2 separate regions of the Mus musculus genome follow, and region 1 is linked to region 2. The links are chromatin loops, found by intact Hi-C in ENCODE. Cell type or tissue: gastrocnemius. All regions are shown on one strand. Links, peaks and the distances in the headings refer to the core of each region. The heading gives the core; the rest is flanking DNA.

What was found. Hi-C counts contacts between places; a loop is a spot of excess contacts. Peaks named below come from ENCODE experiments on the same cell type or tissue, not always from the same donor. Only the 100,000 strongest peaks of a DNase experiment are listed, where the experiment ranks them.
Region 1: it touches region 2 in a loop (2.3-fold over the local background); 10 of 42 quality-filtered maps call a loop at or near these places.

Annotation. Positions count from the first base shown.
Region 1 is chr5:75,039,399-75,050,289 of GRCm38, reverse strand. Chic2 (cysteine-rich hydrophobic domain 2) reads left to right here and starts at 5,649. Exons shown (of 6, transcript NM_028850.5): 1 at 5,649-6,110. The coding sequence starts at 5,992. It also overlaps the pseudogene Gm18593. In gastrocnemius, for the core only: no CTCF peak of the experiment used is centred there; DNase peaks (open chromatin) are centred at 3,144, 3,277, 5,635 and 6,033; H3K4me3 peaks cover 3,944 bases; H3K27ac peaks cover 4,303 bases.
Region 2 is chr5:74,955,674-74,966,564 of GRCm38, reverse strand. Gm6116 (predicted gene 6116) reads right to left here. Exons shown (of 5, transcript NR_045866.1): 2 at 9,600-10,308; 3 at 4,259-4,326; 4 at 3,146-3,253; 5 at 197-475. Gm52778 (a long non-coding RNA gene) reads left to right here. Exons shown (of 2, transcript XR_003955747.1): 2 at 9,036-9,285. Among named protein-coding and RNA genes, the nearest start is that of Gm6116, 12 kb to the right of the region's middle. In gastrocnemius, for the core only: a CTCF peak has its summit at 5,205; DNase peaks (open chromatin) are centred at 3,547 and 5,201.

The DNA of each region.
Region 1 (10,891 bases), core at 1,263-9,262, 84 kb before region 2:
TCTCTGAGATCACTGTATACACGTGATGCACAGATACACATGCAGGAAAACATTCACGAACGTAAAACAAATAAAATCTAAAAGTAATTTGAGAAATATCAGAGGACACCCAGATTGGGTTAATAGTTTTTGGTGGCACTAATATTAAAGGGAGAACTGAACAAAGTCTGAGTCTCAAAACCAGTGATAATTGATCTCATGGTTCAAAGGAAAAGGGGGGGAGAATCTAAAAATCATAAATTCAGACATGTCTCAGATCCTTGTCCTCTGGATCCATGCCGCCTTCAGGGATCCATCACTATAAATGTTCTTGGTCATCTGTCTCACTTGCATGATATTATTTCTCAATACAGAACAAACCAACCTAGGTTCACTGGGATTTCAGGAGAATTCAGTGATTGTGGCTGTGTGTCCTCCATGGTGGGCTCTCCTCCACTTCTTGTGGCCTGTTCCTATCTAGTTTTATTTAAACCCCAGCCATCCCATCTACGATCAGTACCACCAGAAGCCAAAGTAGTCTCATTGTGAGGTGGTGACTGAACTCGGACTATTTCATCTTTATATGATGTACTGGCTGGTTTTATGTGTCAACTTGACACAGGCTGGCGTTATCACTGAGAAAGTAGCTTTAGCTGGGGAAGTGCCTCCATGAGATCCAGCTGTAAGGCATTTTCTCAATTAGTGATCAAGGGGGAAAAGCCCCTTGTGGGTGGAACCATTTCTGGGCTGGTAGTCTTGGGTTCTATAAGAGAGCAGGCTGAGCAAGCCAGGGGAAGCAAGCCAGTAAAGAACATTCCTCCATAGCCTCTGCACCAGTTACAACCCTGACTTCTTTGGTGATGAACAACAGTATGGAAGTGTAAGCTGAATAAACCCTTTCTTCCCCAATTTGCTTCTTGGTCATGATGTTTGTGCAGGAATAGAAACCCTGACTAAGACATATGATTACAGCTTGAGTTTCAGATTTCTCAGATCCCACAAGGCTGCAGTCTTGCCAGCAGATCCCATGGCAAGAGTAACCTCACTATAAGGACTGAAAAGCAAGCAGTCTACCTCAGCAGCATGGGCATCTTCTCAGTGGCTTGGAAGTATTCTTTGAGTGGCTATCACGAGTCTTGTGTTTATGATCATCCACAACTGACCAGGACAGATGCCAGGAAATGTGGATTACAGCTGTGTGTCCTGTCAAGATGGGCTCAGCATCCATCGCTGTTCCTTCCTTTGAAGCTGAACTGCTGTCCCATAGGCAGATGCTACTGTCATCTGGAGAGCTAAGAACCCACCAAGATTTGCCTCCTTTCAGATGCTCCACTCGCCAAGGGTGTCTGGCTTAGAAGGATGCTTGTCCAGGCAAAATCCAGATTGTCACTGGATGGAGTCTTTCTTGCAACGATTCAAGCAAGGGTTCTGAGGGAATGTAACAAGCCCTGTTTACTTCTTCATGGTTGATCCTGATTTCTATTTCAGCTTCTCGTTGACAGAGCCCAAACTTTCAAATTCTCCTTCCTAACTATTGTGGTGTGATGCATCAAATTGCACATCATCATTGGGGAGCTAGACATGGGCAATCACAAAGTGAGCACACTGTTCATCTGATGTATGTGTCCCCAGGACACTCCATGGATGCTGAAATCATTCCCTTCATGTCTGCTCTGGTGACATCTGGAAGTCACCGGGCAGTAAGGCTGGCCTACTCCAGGCCATGGGTCACCACAAAATTATAAAGGAAGGGGTGTTCCTTTTCCACATTTCGTACTCCTCATTGATCATGGTCTTCTACCGAGTAGTCAAAGGTTGCTTCCTATAGTCACCAGTGATTGCTGGTGAGGCCCAGAATGGGCATGGGAGAAATCTTGGGGCTATATGTTGTGGGAGGGGCAAGGAGACTGCCCACCTGGATTGAGAGTGGCTCAAATAAGAGGAAGTTATCTAGTAGCCTGGAGAGAGGAAGTCAAAGAGCCAAGGACCAGCCTGTGTAGGGCTCACTCCTGGCTCTCAGGTAGCTTTCTTCTTGCTGTCTTCTTTCATGGCGGGTAGGAAGAGGTCAGGGTCTCTGCTGTCTCTATCAAGGTATGGATGTTCTTCTTAAACCTTCGATGTTATATTTTAAACCCATTTAGCTAGCCCAAAGCCCCATGTCCAAAGCCTGTCATGACGCTGAGGGGTAAAGCTGATATATGAGTCTTAGGGAAGGGTTACAGCCACAGCACATGAACTATTTCATGTAACCCCTCATAACTCCATGGCAAAGGCTCCAGTGAGGGTGAAGAAGCTTAGAAAGATAGATGTGAGGGCTGGAGAGTCAGCAATTAAAAGTACTACCTGTTCTTCCAGAGGAACTGGGTTCAATCCCCAACACCCACACGACAACTCACAGCTGTCTATAACTCCAGTTCCAGGGGATCCAGCACCCTCACACAAACATATCAAACATATATACAGGCAAAACACCAATGCCTAAATAAATAAATAAATAAATAACATGTATGGGGGTTGAGACAGGGTTACTTTTTCTACCCTTGGCTGCCCTGGAATTGTAGATCAACCTGGCCTTGAACGCACAGAGATCTGACTGCCTCTGCCTCATGAGTGCTGGGACTAAAGGCATGTGCCACCATTGCTTGACTCGTTGGAGGTCTTAAATCTATGAATGACAGGCTCCTCGCCACCCAGAAGGATGAGACAAGAGTATTGCCACACATCTGAAGCCAACCTGGGCTACATGACAGGTTCTAGGCCAGCCTGGGCTATGAAGTGAGTTGCCATCTCACCCCCATCCCACCCCCACTCCCCGCCTCAAATAGCAACTAAAGTCTTGGCTCCTGGGGTTACTGAGCTGTCCTGTTTGTTTTAAGCCAGTTGATCTGAAGGAACATGTGAACGTGAGGAGCATGAAGAGGTATACAAAAGAAGAGACATGTTTGCAGGGGTGTGTACTGTGGGCACAGGAGAGGGGGAACATTTTGACAAAGACTGGTTCATACTCAGGAAAGGCGGAGGGAGTCATTTGGCAGGAAGCAATCCTGGAGTGTTGGGGGTGGAGTTTGGAATTATGATGTCAACTATTATAGAGAAATGCTTGACTCATCCTTCCTCGCCCTCTTGGCCTTGCTCCCAGGTCTCGAGCCCCTTTACTGACACCAGCAGGTTCCCCCCCCGCCCCCCCAAACCGGAAGAAGAGTCAAAAAGAAAGAAAACAACTAAAAACAATGACTTCTCTTCACACCTCGGCAATGGGAGTCAGACCGATCTCTCTGTCGGAGTCCAGCCAGAGTGCTCCTCCCACGCAAAGTCAGTGCTGCGAGAGTGAGCTTCTTGCCAGTCCTCTGCCGCCTAATTAACTCCCAGTGTTCTGCCGGCAGTGCCAGCCATGATCCATCTCCATTCAGAAAACATTCTTGTAGGTTCTCCTCTGAAGACGGATCTGTGGAGGGTGCTGGAGAAAGAAGGGGCTCTTCCAGTTTCTTCTGTCCTTGGAAAGTTGTCAGCTGGGTGATGCTCAGCGGCTGTGTTGACTGAGAGGTGGATTCTGGGTTGTACACAGCATGCAGGGTGTGGCCCATGACCGAAACAGACCCATTTTCCTCCTCCTCCTCCCTCATCCTTTCTGCAGCCACTCTTTGAATGTGGCCACTGGGCTCTTGATTACTGTCAAGGAGGAGGCTCAGGAACTCTCTGCAGCCAATGTGTTGAAGTTGAAGTCCTGAATGAGAGTATTAAATACACACATACACACGGGATCAAGAGCAAGTTCACATAGGGTCTCTGAAACTAATAATACTTCACGGACACTGAAACATTACACAATGCCAAAGGAACGTGGTGATCTTCATGGCAGAGAAGCGGGGAAGAATCAAGAATGTTTCCTGTTGTGACTATATATCCCTCTTCTAAGCATTCCACGTACATCAAGAGACTCTGTCAAGTAGCCCAAGGGATAGGTACTATTATATCTATTTTATTTTAGAGACAAGGCTCTATTATAGCTCAAACTGGCTATATAGAGTGATGTTCAATGCCTAATTTTCCTGTCTCCATCTCCCACCTGCTAGGGTTTTATAGATGTGTGCTACCACGCCGCACTTTTGTCTTCCTGTGACAGGTCAAAGACCAAGAGGTTAAAGGACTTGGCCAGGGTCCCATAGGAAATGATAGAGGGCGATTCAAAGTCAGCCTTCAGAACTACCAAGTTAAGCTGCCTCCTGTGTGTATGCTCCATTGGAGCCTTTGACATACCCTCTGACTCCCACCCCCCTAGAGAATTATGGTTGCTTGCCTTAATGACAGAAAAGTTACTGCCAGAGACTGTAACATACATAGTCGCGCGTGCACGCGCACAGACACACACACACACACACACACACACACACACACACACACAGCTGACCACACAGTAGGTTCAGTGTTTATTGAATGAATAAATCTGGGAAAGCATAAGTCTGACGCATCGACTATTTTTCCCTGCCTAGCTCACTGCCCTTTTTTTTTTCCCCAGATCTTTCCAGGATTAAGTTGTCCAGCATTTTCCACTCTCATGTTAACCTTTGTACGTTTTCTGCTTGGACAAAGACCCGTAAACGAACTTGAAGGATGCGAACACTGCGTAGAGAACTGTTTGTGGACACTGGGTCCAGTACAACTCCTCTTTCCTTTCCAGACCAATGAGGAACTCTTGTTACCCCATGGTCCAGTTTGCCGTAGGAGTCCAGTTCTGTTCCTATGTTGTTTGGATGCTTGGCAGACTCTTGATTGTGAAACCAGGTCCAAGGTGATCCATGAGTCCACTGTTCCTCCCTTCCCCCATCCCCTCTTGTGGAGAAAACATTTTTCACTAGAGAGACGAAGCATACAACTGCAACTTCTTAATTGGAACACAGAGAACTTGTCAACTTTGTTAGGTAGTATTGATGGTGAGATTTCTTGTTAACAAACAAACAAACAAACAAACAACCTGGGCTAAAAGGACAGAATATTTGGCTTTGGAGATATTTTGGAAAATCAGGTAGGACAGTAGACAGGAAAGCACTGTTTGCCGGGCAGTGGTGGTGCACGCCTTTAATCCCAACACTTGGGAGGCAGAGGCAGGGGGATTTCTGAATTCGAGGCCAGCCTGGTCTACAGAATGAGTTCCAGGACAGCCAGGGCTACACAGAGAAACCCTGTCTCGAAAAACCAAACCAAACCAAACCAAACCAAACCAAACCAAACCAAACCAAACCAAACCAAACCAAACCAAACCAAACCAAACCAAACCAAACCAAACAACAACAACAAAAAAAAAGAGAATGCACTGCTTTGTTAATCTCAAGTTGGCAAAGTCAACCAACTCTGCTTCGCATCGTGGACTAAAAACGTTTTATTAAACCGGCAGTCAGATTCTCTGGTCCGGCCAGGGGCTTCGCCCGCTGTCGTTGTTTGGGCTACAGATTACTCCAGCCTGGCTCTAGGAGTCGAGTCGGGGTCAGCGCCCCCGATCCTCACAGACGCCGCCTTCCGGGTCGCTGACCCTGGAGCCGGAGGGCGGGGCCGCGCCGGGTGGAAGCGGAGGAAGAGGCCGGCGTCCCGGGAGCGCGCGAGACCGTCCGCGTGAACGCGCCCGCCCGCCCACCCGCGCGCCCGCGCCCACGCCCGCGCCCGCCCGCGCTCCCGGGAAGTCTCGCGATGCGGTAGCCGGCTGCTCCTGCTGCGGGTGGCTCGGGCTGTTGCTGTGGTTGCCGGAGTTGCGGCGGCGACGGCGGCGGCGCTGGCGCGGGCGGCGGCGCTGGCGGGGGTGGCGGCCCCGGCGGATGTTGACATTGTGTTGTTGTTCCTGCCCACGGTAATGGCGGCGGTGGCGGCGGCAACGGCGGCGGCCGGGACCAGGTCTCCTCAGTAGCCGGAGCCCACACTGCCGAGCGCCAGCTCCGCGGCCTCCGCGCCCGCCGCCTCACCAGCCGTTCCCCGCGGCCGCCCCAGAGCCAGGGCCCCGGGCGGGGGGCTCGCCGGCTCGGGATGGCGGATTTCGATGAAATCTACGAGGAGGAGGAGGACGAGGAGCGGGCCCTGGAGGAGCAGCTGCTCAAGTACTCGCCCGACCCGGTGGTGGTCCGCGGCTCCGGTCACGTCACCGTGTAAGGCCCTGCGAGGGCTAGGACGAGGACGGGTGGCGAGGCGCGGGCGGGGTGGGCCCTGGGACCCCTGGGGGTCCTCCTTTTCTTAAACCCCCGTCCCCGGTGACTGGCGCGGGACGGGGGCCTTGGGGGAAGCTCCGGCGATCAGGAAGTGAGAACTTGCTCTGCTTCCATTTGTTTAGGACTCCCAAGTGGGGACAGACACTGCCTCCCCTCCCTCCCACAGCCCCGGAGCAGGCCCCGTGGCCCGCGGGGATGTGTGGGGTCCCAGCCGGGAAGATGGCTCTTTAGGGTCTGCCTGATGGGCCATCGGTACAGGCTAGAGGTGCACACACTCACACACACACACACACACACACACACACATCTTGTGGGATCCATCTTTGTAACACCCCCCACACCCCCGTTATTCTTTGGGACTCTGCCTGACTTACAGCCTATTGACATATGGCTCAGAGGTCAGATCTGAGGTGTTAAGATCCCAGTGGCAGTTGGTAAATGAGATTCACTGTCGTGTGTCTATCACACATAACACGTAGGGGCTTCCCAGTTCCTCAAGAGTAAATTTCTGCAAAACTGATTCGAGTTGCTGTCAATTATGTATGATAGAAGTATACAGGTGGACGGAAAAAAAGAGGAGGATACATCTGTTTACAAGGAATTACAAGTACCGAGTTTCCTGTAATCCGGTCTGTTTTGGGACACGGACCTAGGTTGGCTTCTTTGATAAGGGCCCCTGTAAGGTTTATTAGCAACATCAAAAGTCCCAATATTATTCAAACAATAAGGGATGAAAGCATTCTGAAAGGTCGTGACTAATAAAGGAATGTAGACTTGGGGCAAATAATGAGTTGTCCGGAAGAAGGAAGTTTTGTAACATTTCCCTGATAAAATCCGGAGTTTGTACAACTTAGGGTATTGATACTCCTTTGCAGCTGCTATCTCCAGTTGAAAAGTCATCGCTCAAACTTCCTGTACTTGCATATCACTTTATCACTGATAGAAAAAGGCAGCGAGCCTGAAGCTGTCTGGAGCGCTTGTCATTGTTTTTTGGTGTAGGGTGAGTGGGGCGTGCTGTGGGCAAGGCGGTCAAACAGTGAGGCTCCTCAGAAGATCGGCCCTTGTGTAGTCATCCTGACTAGCCTTGTTGTTGTTGTTGGGGTGTGCTTATGTAACACCTTGGTGTCTTCGCACCTGTTAACGTGTGCATTTAGGTGATTTAACAGGGTAAAAACACTGCATAAGCATTGTTTCAGTACCTGGATAAGGAGATGGGACTTCGCACCATAATAACTGCTCTGTTTTAACTGTCAACACAAACTTAATTAAGGAATATAGCTAATTATGAATAATACAGTTTAAATGTATATCATAATGCTTTTAGTGTTATAACCTGCTATTTAATTTTTAGTTTAACTCTTAGGACTTTTTTCTTTTTCTTTTGAACTTAAGGACTATGGGTGCTTTTAAAAGCAATTACAAACAAACAAAAAACCGACACAGTGATAGTCCCAGTACTCAGGAGGCAGAGGCAGGTGGATCTGTGAGTTGCAGACTCCCCTGGTCTTCAGGGCTACATAAAGGATTTCTGAACTTTTTCATGTTGTCTGTGGTCATCCTTAAACTCCTCCTGTCAAATCAAAGCTGGCAGAAATTTATTTGCAGAGGTTCAGCTAGGGCTGGAGATGTAGCTCAGTGTTAGAGTGCTTGTCCTGGGTTCAGAGTAACCAAATAAGGTTCAAGTGCAGTTGTCATGTCTCTTCTGTTCAAGAAGAAGAAAAGCTAAACATGTTGTTGGGAAATAGAATAGTCAAAGTGCTCAGATAGAAAGTTGGATTGTAGTTGACTATTTGGAGTGGTTAACAAGTGTGTGAAGTAATTATTAGTGGTCTTTTCATCTTGTCTTTCAGAATCACCTGGCTTGTGCTCAGGAACTACTAGCCTTTATTATTATAAGCATTAGAAATAAAGTACTTCCATTTGCAGGACTAACAGTCATTTAGTCTAGTTTATCTGCCCATTAAGATCATGTGGGGAGCATCCGCTGGTGTTCCAGCCCTCTTTTTCCAGGCCAGTGGCCACATATGAGTGGAGCTCTTGTTCATGAATAGGCTTGGATGGGGTTGGAGGAAGGTCTTGGAGGTGGTTTTGATTGTACCTCGGAATCTGCTGCAGACACTAGTGATGGTGGTGTTTGCCACCTTTGCAGGAAGCCTTAGTATGTTTGTGACCTCCCTTAGACACTTCTGATAGGTAGTAACCTTCCTCTGCCACTTTTATATAAATCAATCACTTGTGTCTCCTCAGTTCACAGGATGACAGCTTTAGTTCATACCTTTCCAGATTAAGGGGTGAGATAATGTATACAGAGAATACGTGAGTGTGTGTCTTGTGCTCAGGAAACACTAGCCTTTGTTAGTTATTACCCTCCTCAGGTGGCGCTCTGCTTTGAGAAACATTTGTGTAAAATATAGATTAAGAATTCAACATTGCCATTTTCAAACCAAACCGTGGTTCATTTAGCTAATTCTCTTTTTACTTTGAACCAACTTTTGGTCAGCAAAAGCCAAACCCTGTTTTGTGGTGATACAGAATTCTATAATAATGTAAAGCTTATGTATGACCATCATGCATAATGTTAGGCATACTAGACTATGTAGCCAAGTTTGCACCTACAAGAGGCTTTGAAATTTGTGCTTATATGTTATAACGGTTTCACTTTCCTTTTCAAGTATAATCGGAAAAGTGATTAATAATTACAGTGAACCATGGGCTGGAAAGATGGCTCAGCAGTTAAGAGCATTTGCTGCTCCTACAGAGGACCAGGTTCGGTTCCCAGCACCCACATGGTAGCTTACAACCATCCATAACTCCAATTACAGCAGGCTCAACAAAACACTCATACACAAAGATAAAATAAACAAATCTTTAAAAATTAAAATTATAGTAAACCACATAAGCTTACTTCTCTTTTTGCTAAGGAGTTGGTTAAAGCATTTCTCCCTTTTACTTTTAAAGAAACAATATTATAAATGGTTACAGTATTGTCTGTCTGTAATCCAGGTCAGACTGAAAAGATTCAGGTCTGCCTGTGTGCTTGCTTTTGCAGTTGAGCCTGTCTTGTCTTGTCTTGTCCTTTCTTTTCTTTTCTTTTCCTTTCCTTTCCCTTCTCTTCTCTTCTCTTCTCTTCTCTTCTCTTCTTTCTTTCTTTCTTTCTTTCTTTTTTTTTTTTTTTTTGGTTTTTCGTCTAATTTTTCTTAATAAGCTCACTAGTACTCTAATTTGAGAAATCATTTTATTCTTTTGTGATACGTTCTTTCTAGATATTCTAGATGAGTAATGTTTTTTATTTTTGATTTGCATGTGCTAGGAGAAATCTTTTGAAGAAACATATTGAAGAAAAAACCATTTATGGGAAAAGAAAATTATAAATTCCCATGGTTTCATACTAAATACATACCTATAACTTGGAAGACTGGAAGAAGAAAGAAGTGGCAAACTTACTAGATACTGCTGGTCAAACTGATTGATACTCTTTATTGGAAGGGCATAAGCAATGTAAAACACACTGACGTAACTGATCCGTATTTATAGACAGTCACAGCTCAACATACTGCTGAGTCTAGAGGAACCAGTGTGATCATTACCAGACATATCACATAATATGTCAGTATTTACTAATTTTAGTCCAACCTATTTCTTTTATACTCTAAACTACCTTCATTATGTTGTTTGATGGGATAGAACCACAGCAAAGCCATGGTGCCCAAGATCAGCCAGCTTCTAGCCAGTTAGGTTTAGTAGTTGTTGGTAGCTACTCAGACCATGTTGAAGAACAGTTTAGCCAGCCAGGGGCCAGGCCCAGAAACTGTGAAAGGGACATACAAATGACTTTGCTGGATGGCACTGGTTTATAATTTTAATGTTTGTAGAACTTTATCTCAGATTTCAAGCTGTTTTTGAGCATATTCTTTACTCTGTGTGTGTGTGTGTGTGTGTGTGTGAGGGCATGTGATCCTGTGGGGAAGGCATCTTCCCTATGGGCTCCTATGGGTCAGGCTTGGCAGCAAGTACCTTTGCTTACTGAGCCATCTTTCCAACCCTACTTTGATGTCTCATAAGGATGATAACTCTTAAGGAATGTGTTTGTATAAAAGAATTTTTAAAAGTTGAGGAAATGAATTTAAAAGTAATTCAAAGCTTGTGTTAGCTGATAATCTACCATTGTTGTGTGTATAATAGTCATTGGTATCTTATTTCAGACTCATCCCGTATCTGAACCAGACTTGAGGCTCTCCTAGAGTAGGCCTCATATTTGATTTTTAACTTGAGTTTTCTCATTAATTTGTTCAGTAAAATAAAACCCTTTAATCCCAGCATTCAGGCAAAGGCAGGCAGGTCTCTTGCGTTTGAGCAAGATTGGTCTATTTTAGTGAGTTTCAGACCAGCCATGGTTACAAAGAGAAATCCTAGCTTATGAAAAAGTAAATAAACTTAAACAAAGTAAATTACAGAGGCAATTAGTGTGATGAAGAATATGAAGGAAGACAGGCTATGCATGTGTTTTAATAGGACAACTATTCAATTTTAATGGGTGAACTTTGTTGAAGAAATGAGAACACCAGAGCCAGCTAGTGTCTCAGTGGGTGAAAGCCCTTATTGCACAAGCCTGGTGACCAGGCTGGGTCCCTGGATCCCTGGAACCACACAAAGGTGGAGGGGAAGAACTGACACACCGAATTGCCCTCTGACCCCACATATCCACTGTGGTACACATTCTC
Region 2 (10,891 bases), core at 1,740-9,739:
GTGAGTTGTCCTGTCAGGTTTGAGGAAGGCCAGCAGAGAAATGCTTTTTTTCTGCAGTTCAGTGGAATTTTATATCTGTGCTAAAAACAATGGTAATCATGTCTTTTATGCTTCGATTGCTTCCTTGGGGAGTAAAAGGGCTTAAGAATTGTGATGGGGAAATGGCTCAATGAGTAAGAGAGGACCCAAGAGCTGTAGGATTAATTCACTATTTATACTTATATTAAAAATAATACATTTTACAGCAGGGTATTATGGCAGGGCACTCGGGAAGCATTCAGGAAGCACCGATGTTTACAAATGGCTCTTGGAGGCTCCTCCTATCAACACCTCTCAAAGCTCCAGCCAATCCGTGCCAAGCTTGGCTCCCTCAAGAGCTGCCCCAGATCCATCTTCTCTACTCCATCAACCACCCTTACCGCATCCTTCCCAAAGTCCAATCATGCTCTTTCAATTCTTCATTCCGTGGCAGCTCCTGAGGAAATGAGAAAGATGATACTGGAAGAAGGTGACTGAGCCAGACAAGCAGGGAGAAAGAGATTCACAGAAGAGAAGGTGCAGGGAAAAGGAAGGAAGAGGGAAGACCTGGGGTGTGATAGAGACAGTGGCGCGTGTTGGATCGTATTTTCAGTATCATATCATGTAGTCATACCATTTACTGTCAGAAGTGACTTCTCTACCCCGCCACCCTGACTCGTGGAACAGGGTGAAGTGCTGTTGCTTTAGATGGCATGAATGAAAGTTGTTTTTTTTTTTATTACATATTTTCCTCAATTACATTTCCAATGCTATCCGAAAAGTCCCCCGTACCCTCCCCCCCACTCCCCTACCCACCCACTCCCCCTTTTTGGCCCTGGCGTTCCCCTGTACTGGGGCATATAAAGTTTGCGTGTCCAATGGGCCTCTCTTTCCAGTGATGGCCAACTAGGCCATCTTTTGATACATATGCAGCTAGAGTCAAGAGCTCCGGGGTACTGGTTAGTTCATAATGTTGTTCCACCTATAGGGTTGCAGTTCCCTTTAGCTCCTTGGGTAATTTCTCTAGCTCCTCCATTTGGGCCCTGAGATCCATCCAATAGCTGACTGTGAGCATCCACTTCTGTGTTTGCTAGGCCCTGGCATAGTCTCACAAGAGACAGCTATATCAGGGTCCATGAAAGTTGTTTTTAATGATCTAGACAGTGCATAAGGTTTGTAGCAATCATGATTGTCACACTTTCCCTGTGTCTTTAACTTTGAAAGCAAGGTGAAGATCAGTTAAGAAAGAGTCCCAGTGTCTACCCCAGGCCTCTACACACATATGCACACACCTATGTGTACAGTACCTAGCAAAAACACATATACAAATGAGGAGGAGGAGGAAGAAGAAATGAAAGGGGAGGAAGAGGAAGAGGAGGAAGAAGAGGAAAAGGAGGAGGAGGAGTCATTTTCCAGCCGGACATAGTGGCTGATCCCAGCACTCAGGAGGTAGAAGCACCTTGAGTTGGAGGCCAGCCAGAGTTACAGAGTGAGTTCCAGGTTTTGTGGCCCACAATGTGAGACCCTGCCTCAAAAAAAAAATTCTAACATTCAAGACCCTGGTGGATAGAATCATTTCTACTTTACCCCAGGCACAGATTCAGCTTTGAAGAAGGTATCAGAGGCTCACAGATGCCCCTGTGGACCTCTGCTCTAGAGAAGGTAGGATACACAGACTTGGTCAGGCCACAGACTGGCTTAGATTGCAGCTGACTGAGAATCAGGTCTTGTCCGTATGTCATGGGTGGGGCACAGAATTAACATAGAGTCATTGGGAAGTGTATTTGTTTTAGAGTTTTTAATGTTCATATGGTTAATTAGAAATGTACCCCCAAGTTTAGGGGTTATATCTTATCTGTCAACACACATGGGTTGAAAGAAGCCCTCCTTTTCTCAAATCAAACTGCTACTTTTCTGGACATGACCAGGATTGTGAGCTCAAGGGTGATCTAGTTAAGGCTGGGTGCAGCTCAGTGACAGCATATTTATCTGGCAGGCGTGAAGCTAACATGCACTTCGTCTCAGCACTTAGTGATCAGGTTAGACTTGGGTTCTCTGTGAGAACAGCCAGTGCTCTAAACTGCTGAGTTGGCTCTCCAGTTCCCAATGCTGAGTTTCACTTGACGCAATTTGAATTAGACCCACTAAAAGCAAAGAAAAACGGTAATGCAACACTGCTCCCCCACCCCCACCCCCACCCTGCCTATGTGTCTGTCTGTCTTGCTGTATCTGTCTGTCTGCCTGTCTCTCTCTCTCACTGGAAAAACTGAAGCCATTTTAATAGAACAGGAGCATTTATAGAAAATCTGGTTAGTATCACTTTTTCCATTTTATTTGAACTTGTTATTGTAACAAGTCACTTTGAGTCCTATTTGGGAACTCTTCCCTTATTCCAAGAGAAGAAATGGCGCTGGCCGCTGAAGGATATGAAAATATGAATCCTCAAAGAAGTGTGGGGGTCACACCCTCTTGTCTTTCAGAGAAGAGAGTCAAAGTGGCAAGAGACCAAGGTGGTATTGAGGATCCAGCTCTTCGGAGACGGTAGTGTGATTTGGCATGGCCCGGGGTCTCACGCGTTACAGACAAACGCTCTAACACCAAATTACAGTCCCAGTTCTGAACAGTAATCACATGGGATCATGTGAGTATCCCAAAAGGAAAGTAAGAGCTAGTTAATGAGCGGTGTTGCTGCAGGAGACTGCTGGCAGCTAAACCTATAACCCATAGCCTGAGCAGGACTCACTCTGGCCAGTATTAGTGGCTCCTTGAGCGCCTCTCTCCACCTGCATACCCTCGAGGTCCTGCTCAGGACCACACAGATGTTCCTTCAGCAGGAGGCTGACCTAGTGACAAGTGTGGACAGGTGTAGCCTCAGGTGTATCTAATCACGTAGAACCAGTATGGCTGAGATGTAGGGTTGCTGTGAAATTGGTGTAAACAATTGGTTACACACAGCTTAGATACAAATTCACAGGAAATCAAAAGGGAATCAGGCACATCAATGGTCTGGACAATTGGGAACCCTAAGCACCCTCATATTCTAGCTCTAAGAGTGGTCTTGATAAATTCTGGAGGGCTAAGTGACTCTGGGTACCCATGATGGGCCATAGCTGATGGTGACACTGACCTGATCTTGGAGTTCCTTCAGGTGGCCTTTAAGGGTCTTCTCATTCAAGGGGGGAGGTCTTCTCTGAGAGTCCAGAACACTGAGGATCAGATGGAGCTTATCAGACACCTGCAGAAGAACGCAGCCAAGATCAACTTTAAGGCTTCCAGAACTTGCGGGGCTGCTCCCTCGGGCAGGAATTTCTCTCTCTCCTCTACAACAGGAAAGGGTCTGGGTACGGGGTGTGGATCTTCCTCCATATACCCAGCTGACCAGCCTTTCTCCAGGTTATACTTCCGGGTCTACAAATGTGTTTCAGAGCCCTTTTTGACCCTCCCTGCCCCTGTGCCTGATTCTTGGACCGCCAGGTTGGAAAGAAGCAGGCAGTGCACATGTGTGTGCCAAATGCCTGTGGCTCTGCTCCCTCCTGGCCGTCTGCTGATTGGGCTGTGTGGCAGGGGCTGGGAACAAAGTTCCCTTCTCATTCTTTAGTGATGTGCAAATGCCTCGCAATTGGCTCACATGGAGTAGTAGCTGAACTTGGGATGGAGACATGTTTTTGTTGGCAGGAGTACACATTCGACATCTATGTACATGTGTGTCTACTTTTTGGCAGACTGCAGAAACACAGTGGCTTTGGTCTTTCACAAATCTCTGTGTACTAGATCCTACAAAACCTCACGGTCCAGCCCAGTGCCTGTTTCCTATACGGAGTTTTAAAGGACAATACCATTCTGTGATTGATCACCTTTACTGCAGCCAGAGTACTCCAGTAATGAAGAGTAAATGACAGGAACCACTAGTGGTTACAGGCAACCCCCAAGACTCCAGGAGGGGCTTTATAAGTGGTCACCTAACCTGCAAGCGTCTATCAACAATGAGAAGTGAGGTTCCACCTGTGATAGAGTAGGGATGTTGCCTCTTCCCCCTGGGTCCCCTCTCTAACATCACGCCTTAGGGAGGGAGGGGGTGATGGAAAGGCTAGGAGGCCTTCAGGGGAGTCAGTAGGGATAGAATTAGAGATTTATTTATTCGAGATTTACAGGGTCTTCAAGTATGGTCCACACGGATCTTCATTCAGAGTAAAAAAATGTTGCTACTCTTTGGAGAATAGAAATGGACTCAGCAACATACATGTTCAGTGCATCCTTGGGACATCATGGGTCCTGTTATAAGTTCAGTGTGTCCCACAAAGCTTGAGTCTGAAAATGAGCAGAGAAGAGAATGGAGAAGAAGCAAGAGCCAAATGCTCTTAGCTCTCCCCTCTTAATATATAAAGTTCGGCCTATGTGTGCCAGATTCACCTTTGATCATAGTTGAGTTGAGTCCTATATATTCAGTCTCATAAAAATTATCGCTATTGTTGTTTTGAGATACTGTCTCCCTCCATAGCCCAAGCAGACTTTGAACTCTTGACTCTTGAGTGCTGGGATGGAAGGCATTCACTGCCAACACCCAGCTATTATTACTATTATTATTCCTACTGTAACTCCATGGTGCAGGGGTTTGAGCATGGATCTTACACAGTGGGCCAGTGCGCTACCACTGAGCTATATACTTAGGGCTTTTAGAAAAAATGATTGGATATTCAAAATACACATGGTGCTTTAGGGCTGTGGAGTAATTTTAGGCAGAACAATGCTTTGTGTAGAAAGCCGTGCCTTCCCAACACTCCCAGTTTCTTCTCTTGGTTCCATTCTCCAACCAGTCCCTTGTTGTTAAGGGTAGTTTTGGTGCAAGATGCCTGTGGACTTCCATCTCTGACACCCTTCTGCTCTGGGCAAATTTACCAAGTCTCTAAGTGCCATTTCTGTATCTGTCTCCTGGGGCAAGGTATGTGTAGCAGGGCAATGTTGAGGACTTAGAACTGAATCTGACTCGCGTGCCCATTAGATATCAGTTTGATTAGAAAATGCACACGTTCCAGTTTCTTTGTAATTAGTCCATGTGCTCCAGTCCCCCTCCTCCCAAAGCTGTGAGCTCAAGATGGGAGACAAATGGAAAAACTTCTTCCTCAGAAATTCCTCTGAGGAAAAAAACGTCATTCCTCAGAAATGTGTAGGCGTGAGCGCCATCTAGCTGTGCTCTGGGTACTTCTATGATCACCAGGCAGAAAGTGAACAGGCTGGGGAAAATGTCCTTTGATCTGTCAGGCGAAGCAGAGCAGTCCCGTGGCCCTGTGGCAGGAGAGAAACTCAGAAGGCCTGTGTCTGAGGATACTGACTTCCATGAGAAGGGACCGGTTGTCTTCAAGAATATTAAGGGATGGAAGTCGGCAGGCAAGGGGACAGTTTAAGATTGGAACACAAATGCAGGGGGCACAAAGCAAATGCTTGTGTCTTGTGAAGCAGCAGCAGGCATGTGATTCTAAAAGGGTGATCATTAAGAAAGGCCCCTGAGAATGTGGAAGAAGGCCGTAGAGATGGATGACCCTCCAGGATGACGCAGATCACCAGCTACCTATTAACAGAAGAGTGGCAGAAGCAAAATCCAGCACAAGATGATCAAAAACCAAAGGGAGAAGAGACAGACGTCGAAAGGAAGACTGGTTCGGTAGAAGTGGAGTTGAGTGTCTACCTCGGTCTCTGGCACCCTCTGCTCTCTATTCAGCCTGGGGTAGGATGGAAAAGCTTGACTGAACAGAGAGGCTCCCAGGGAGGGAGGGAGGAGTCAAACTGCAGAGAAAAAGTCACCAGGACCCTTTGGAGTTGGCTCTACGAGGAGCCGGTGCCTGTATTAATGCTGGGTTCCTGTCTCGCGTTGCTAACACCCACGCCGGCAAAAACAAGGCACCGCTCTTTCTCCTCTGCCTGTGGAAATCTACCTGGGAGCTCGGCAAACCTAATAGCTCAGCAGCTTCCCTTTTATCAGAAGCCTTTGCTGGCTGCTAGCAATCAGCCCTGCGAATGGGTGTGGCTGCCAAGGCAGAAGACTGTGGCTCATACTCAGACTGCCTTGCTGTCACAGTCCAGATGAATACATTGTAACTGGAGTCCAGCGACAACATTGTTTCAAACTGGCATCGCCCTCTTGATCCCTCCATTAACTAACTAGCTCATGCAATACTTAAAATTCCAAAGGGGAGATGTGCCTCCAAAACCTCCAAGGACACAGAGAACAAGACCAGGGGATTTTAAATGTCTGACAAATAGTAGGCACTGAATAAATACTTATCACTCTTTCTGAGAAGAGGAATATTTGACTTTTCCTCTTGTGTCTTTTCATTAATAGCTCCATAAAACCTTTGCTCAGGGCTGGAGAGATGGCTCAGTGGTTAAGAATGCTTGCTGTTCTTCCACAGGACACCAGTGACTTTCCAGAACCCACAGTAGGTGGCTCACAACTGTCTAGCTCCAGAAATGCCAATGTCCCTTTCTGGCTTCCATAGGAACGGTTTCCATTCCATGCCCAGACACAAGAGAGAGAGAGAGAGAGAGAGGGAGAGAGAGAGAGAGAGAGAGAGAGAGAGAGAGAGAGAGAGAGAGAGAGGGAGAGAGAGAGAGAGAGAGAGAGAGAGAGAGAGAGAGAGAGAGAGAGAGAGAGAACCTTTGCTGGTTTTGTTTATTTTGGTTTGGTGCTGAGGTTGGAGCTGGCAGGTGTCAGGCACGTGTTCTAGCGCCACATCCAAGCTGCACCGCACCTTAGACAACTTAGGAGAACTCTCAGCAAGGTCACTGAAAATTTTCAGGTCTAACTTAGGGCCAAGCCAGGTTAATTCTCCCCCTCTCCCTTCCCTTTCCCTCTTCTTTCTCTTTCTTTGTGCACTCTACCAACTGAGCTACATCACCAGCTCCTGAGTCATAGTTCTTGAGTTTCTATGATATGTCGATCACGTGCTACTTTCACCATAACAACACAATTTCAGACTGCTGAGGTGGGTCAGTGCAGGGAGGGGCGCTGCTCAGCACACTTGAGGATCTGAGCTCGATGCCTAGGAACCACACGGTAGCAAGAGAATTGACCGCTGAAAGTTATCCTGGTCTCCACATGTGTGCTGTGTGGTACACATGCCTATTCTTACATATGCATACACACACACACACACACACACACACACACACACACACACACTGAAAGTAATAAGCAGATCTGGAGAGATGGGCCAGTGGTTAGGAGTTCCAGAGGTCCTTAGTTCAGTTCCCAGCACTCACATGGTGCTTCACAGCCACTACAGGATCTTATGCCCTCTTCTGGTGTGCAGATGTACACGCAGACATAACACCCATAGACATAAACTATATAAACAAATACATTTAAAATTAATTAAATGATGAAAAGGTAATAACAATGCTCACTAATTCTACTAGAAGGTAGTATAGACAGTCTTTTGGCTACAGCAGTTTGTTTAACCCTTTGCAGAAACGCCATGTCCCTCATTACTGTGTAAAGAGTAAAGACTCCATGTGGTTGGGTGTTTAACCTAAGGCTCCTGAGCTCAGGATTTAAACCCACGACCCACAACTGTGCTTTAAAAGAAAACACAGAGACCTGCTATGGGTCCTCCCTCCAGGAAATACAGCATTACAAGGTTTCCAGAGAATGGGACTGTGGGTAGCCTCCTGGTTGCCTTCAAGTGTAGAGTGGGTGGGCAGTTTTCTCCTTATCAATCAACCAGGGTCTCTGGACTGATTCCCTGCGTCTCAAGGATGCGCATCGCAGGCCTTCCCTGGAGAGCCTGTCAAAGGGCAGTGCTTGTGATATGTTCCGGAAGGGGCCCTGTGGAGGAGTCTGAGAATGAATTTTTTGAACAATTTGAACAATGGTGGCACTTCAGGAAGAAACCACTAGGCAGCCTGCGCTAAGATGGACTTCAAGTCTGGCTGTTTGATGGGCTCTCTCCCATTTTCTCCTTGGCACATGATGAGATTTGTATATGCTACGTAGCTCAAAGACACAGACCCTGGCAGGCTCTGCCACTCCACATACCGTGCAGGAATGGCGTGTCCAGTGAGCGCAGGCCTATTGAGCTCTGTCTCCTCATTTCCAGCTTTTTAGGGAACACATTTAAAGCTCAGTGGATCGGGGTGAAGGGCAGATGGGATCAATCCCAGTGGTAGTGGGGAGGGTCACGTGTGCAGAGAGGGGCATGAGGTAAAGCAGCTGATGTTTAGAACTATTGAAAACTTTCTAGAAAATGGTTAGGTTCCCAAACGCATTGCTGCGGGTCTCATAAATGACAGGGAAGAGGAACGGGAGCCATTTGGACATCCTATGGTCTGGAAGGAATGGCTACTCTGCAGCCAGATGGATACAGGCTGCGACCCTAGTTTGGATGTGCAGAAGGGTTTAATGACTGAGAGCCGGACTCTTCATTAGTTAAATGCCTCCAGGGATGCTCGGAGTAGGGTGTGTGTGTGTGTATGCATATGTAAGAACACACACACACACATATACACACAAATGTGATAAATGAAAATGATGAAAATAATAAAATGATATAAATAAATAATAAAGCACTTCTCTATAGGAAGGCTATTTTAAGCCCTGAATACCTAAACATCTGCCTAGACAGGTCTCCTCAGCCCTTGCACACACACTGACTGTTCTGCAACAGAAACAGCTGGATACTTCCTCTTCTTTGGACTGTAGTAGAAAGGTAGTCATGGAGGAGGCAAGTATGGTGTTCCAGGCCTGCAATCCTACCACTTGAGAGGTCGTAAATTCTAGGCCAGCTTGGACCTCAGCCATTTTTGGGGTGTTGAGTTTACTTGCATGTGTACCAAGGCTGGCTGGGATGATGATGATGATGGCAACAGCCCTTAGAGAGCTCTGAACTACCTAAGCCACTTTTCTTGGCCAAGGTCTGTGCCCAACCTTCAAGGCTAGAAGTCAAATGCAGTTATATTATCTGCTTTTCACTGAGGCGTGAGTAAGGCCCAGAGAGTCTCTATCTTTGTCTTCTGTTACTCAGCAGGAGGACAGAATGGGAACTTGAATCATGTGCTTCTGCTGCCTGAACTTTTAACCACTGCTCTGGAAACGGCTCGCAGGAAGCAGGAGGAAGGACTGTGGAGACATCGCAGCACCGAGTGACCTTTCCCCTCCTTTACTGCCCACACTCCAGATGCCTCAACCTCTCTCCCGTGCACGTCTGCGGCTGTTCCACGTAATCCCAATTCTTTTTATCTTTGTCTCCAATAAATATTTTTACTCATATTCAATACTGTGTTTAAAACACCAGGCCACAGAAAGCCCTTCAAAGGCTAAGCTCTGAACACTTCTGAAGCAAACGTCAATACAGGGCGCTTTATCTCACAGCTGAATACAATTTCCCCCCAGATGTCGGTTGCCTTCGTGCCTCGGAAAGTGTGGATTTTTAGAGGTTCAGAGCTGGTTGAAACTACACTAAGACTAGAGGCTTTGGAGCCTTTGGAGATGGCTTTGGATCCCCATATAAATCTGCCACTATGGGCGAGTGACACACTTGTTCCTATACCTTTGGATGCTTTCCTCTTTGATGACCCTGGGAACTTACTGAGCCTGAGACCTTCCGCTATGCATCTTTGCTTTACCCAGCCTTTCGTATCTGAGTGCCAATGACTGCTCCATATGCTTGGGCTAGAAAGACAGGCTGGGTCCTCGGTGGGCGAGAGGTGAAGACAGCTCTGAATGGCTTCCATGTGTGTTCACCTAGGCAGCAGCCAGACAGAAAGGGAGTGGCAGCTTTTGGGTGCAGCTGCTCCGGGCTGTGTGAATCTGGGTGATTTTTTTTTTTTTTTAATCACCATTGCAGCACCCTCTAAGTCCAGTGTGCTGGCTTCTCTGTCCCCTGGAGTCAGGTCTCACGTTCCTGCTAAGGTGGCGACATCTCCTAGAGGTGTTAAGCTTTGAAGGAAAGATGAAAAGCTGCGCAAGCGCACAGCAGCCTCAGAGGGTCTCGGATGGCTGGCTGGCTTATTCCTCCCACTGCAGACTATCTCCTGGGAGCTGCCAAGTGTTTGAAATGTTGAATGCTTGCCCTGCTCCCTGTGACACCCTGCCACCCTCGCTCTCATTCTTCTCTGTCACTGTGTGCCCACCAGTACCCGAGTTGAATGACGACACCTTGAGCTCTTCCACAGAGACACGCCCCAGAATAAGCTCTTGCTTCAAAACATGTTTTCATTCGAGTCACTCAGGGCTTCGAAGCCAAAGCAATGAAGAAGAGAATCGGGCTGGGTGGTGGTAGCTCGCCCTCTTGATCCCTGGGAAGGCAGAGGAAAGCAGTTCTCTGAGTTAGAGGCCAGCCTGTTTTACAGAGTGAGTTCCAGGAAAGTTGACACTACACAGAGAAACCCTGTCTCACAGAATCCCCACCCCTTACCCCTGTCCTCAAAAGAAGAGTAGGGCCAAACTGTGGGCCAGTGACCTGAGGTCTTCCAACTCTTCTTTCTGTCTTTTTTTCCCTTCAATTCCCTTCCCCACCCCTTTCTTCCCTCCCCATCCCTTACCTCTGTCTGTCTCTTTGTCTCTCTGTCTCTGTCTCTCTCTCTGTGTCTCTCTGTCTCTGTCTCTCTCTGTGTCTCTCTGTCTCTCTGTGTTTGTCTTTCTGTTTCTCTGTTTCTGTCTCTCTCTCTGTCTCTGTGTCTCTCTGTCTCCCTCTGTCTCTCTGTCTCTGTCTCTCCAGGTAATCCTGGCTGTCCAGGAACTTGCTGTTTAGACCAGGCTGACCTCAAACTCAGAGATCCACCTGCCAGTACCTCCCAAGTGCTAGGATTAAAGGTGTGTCCAGCACACCTGGCCCACCAACTTTCTTTTCCAGCCTACTGTTCACCCCATCTGTCATCT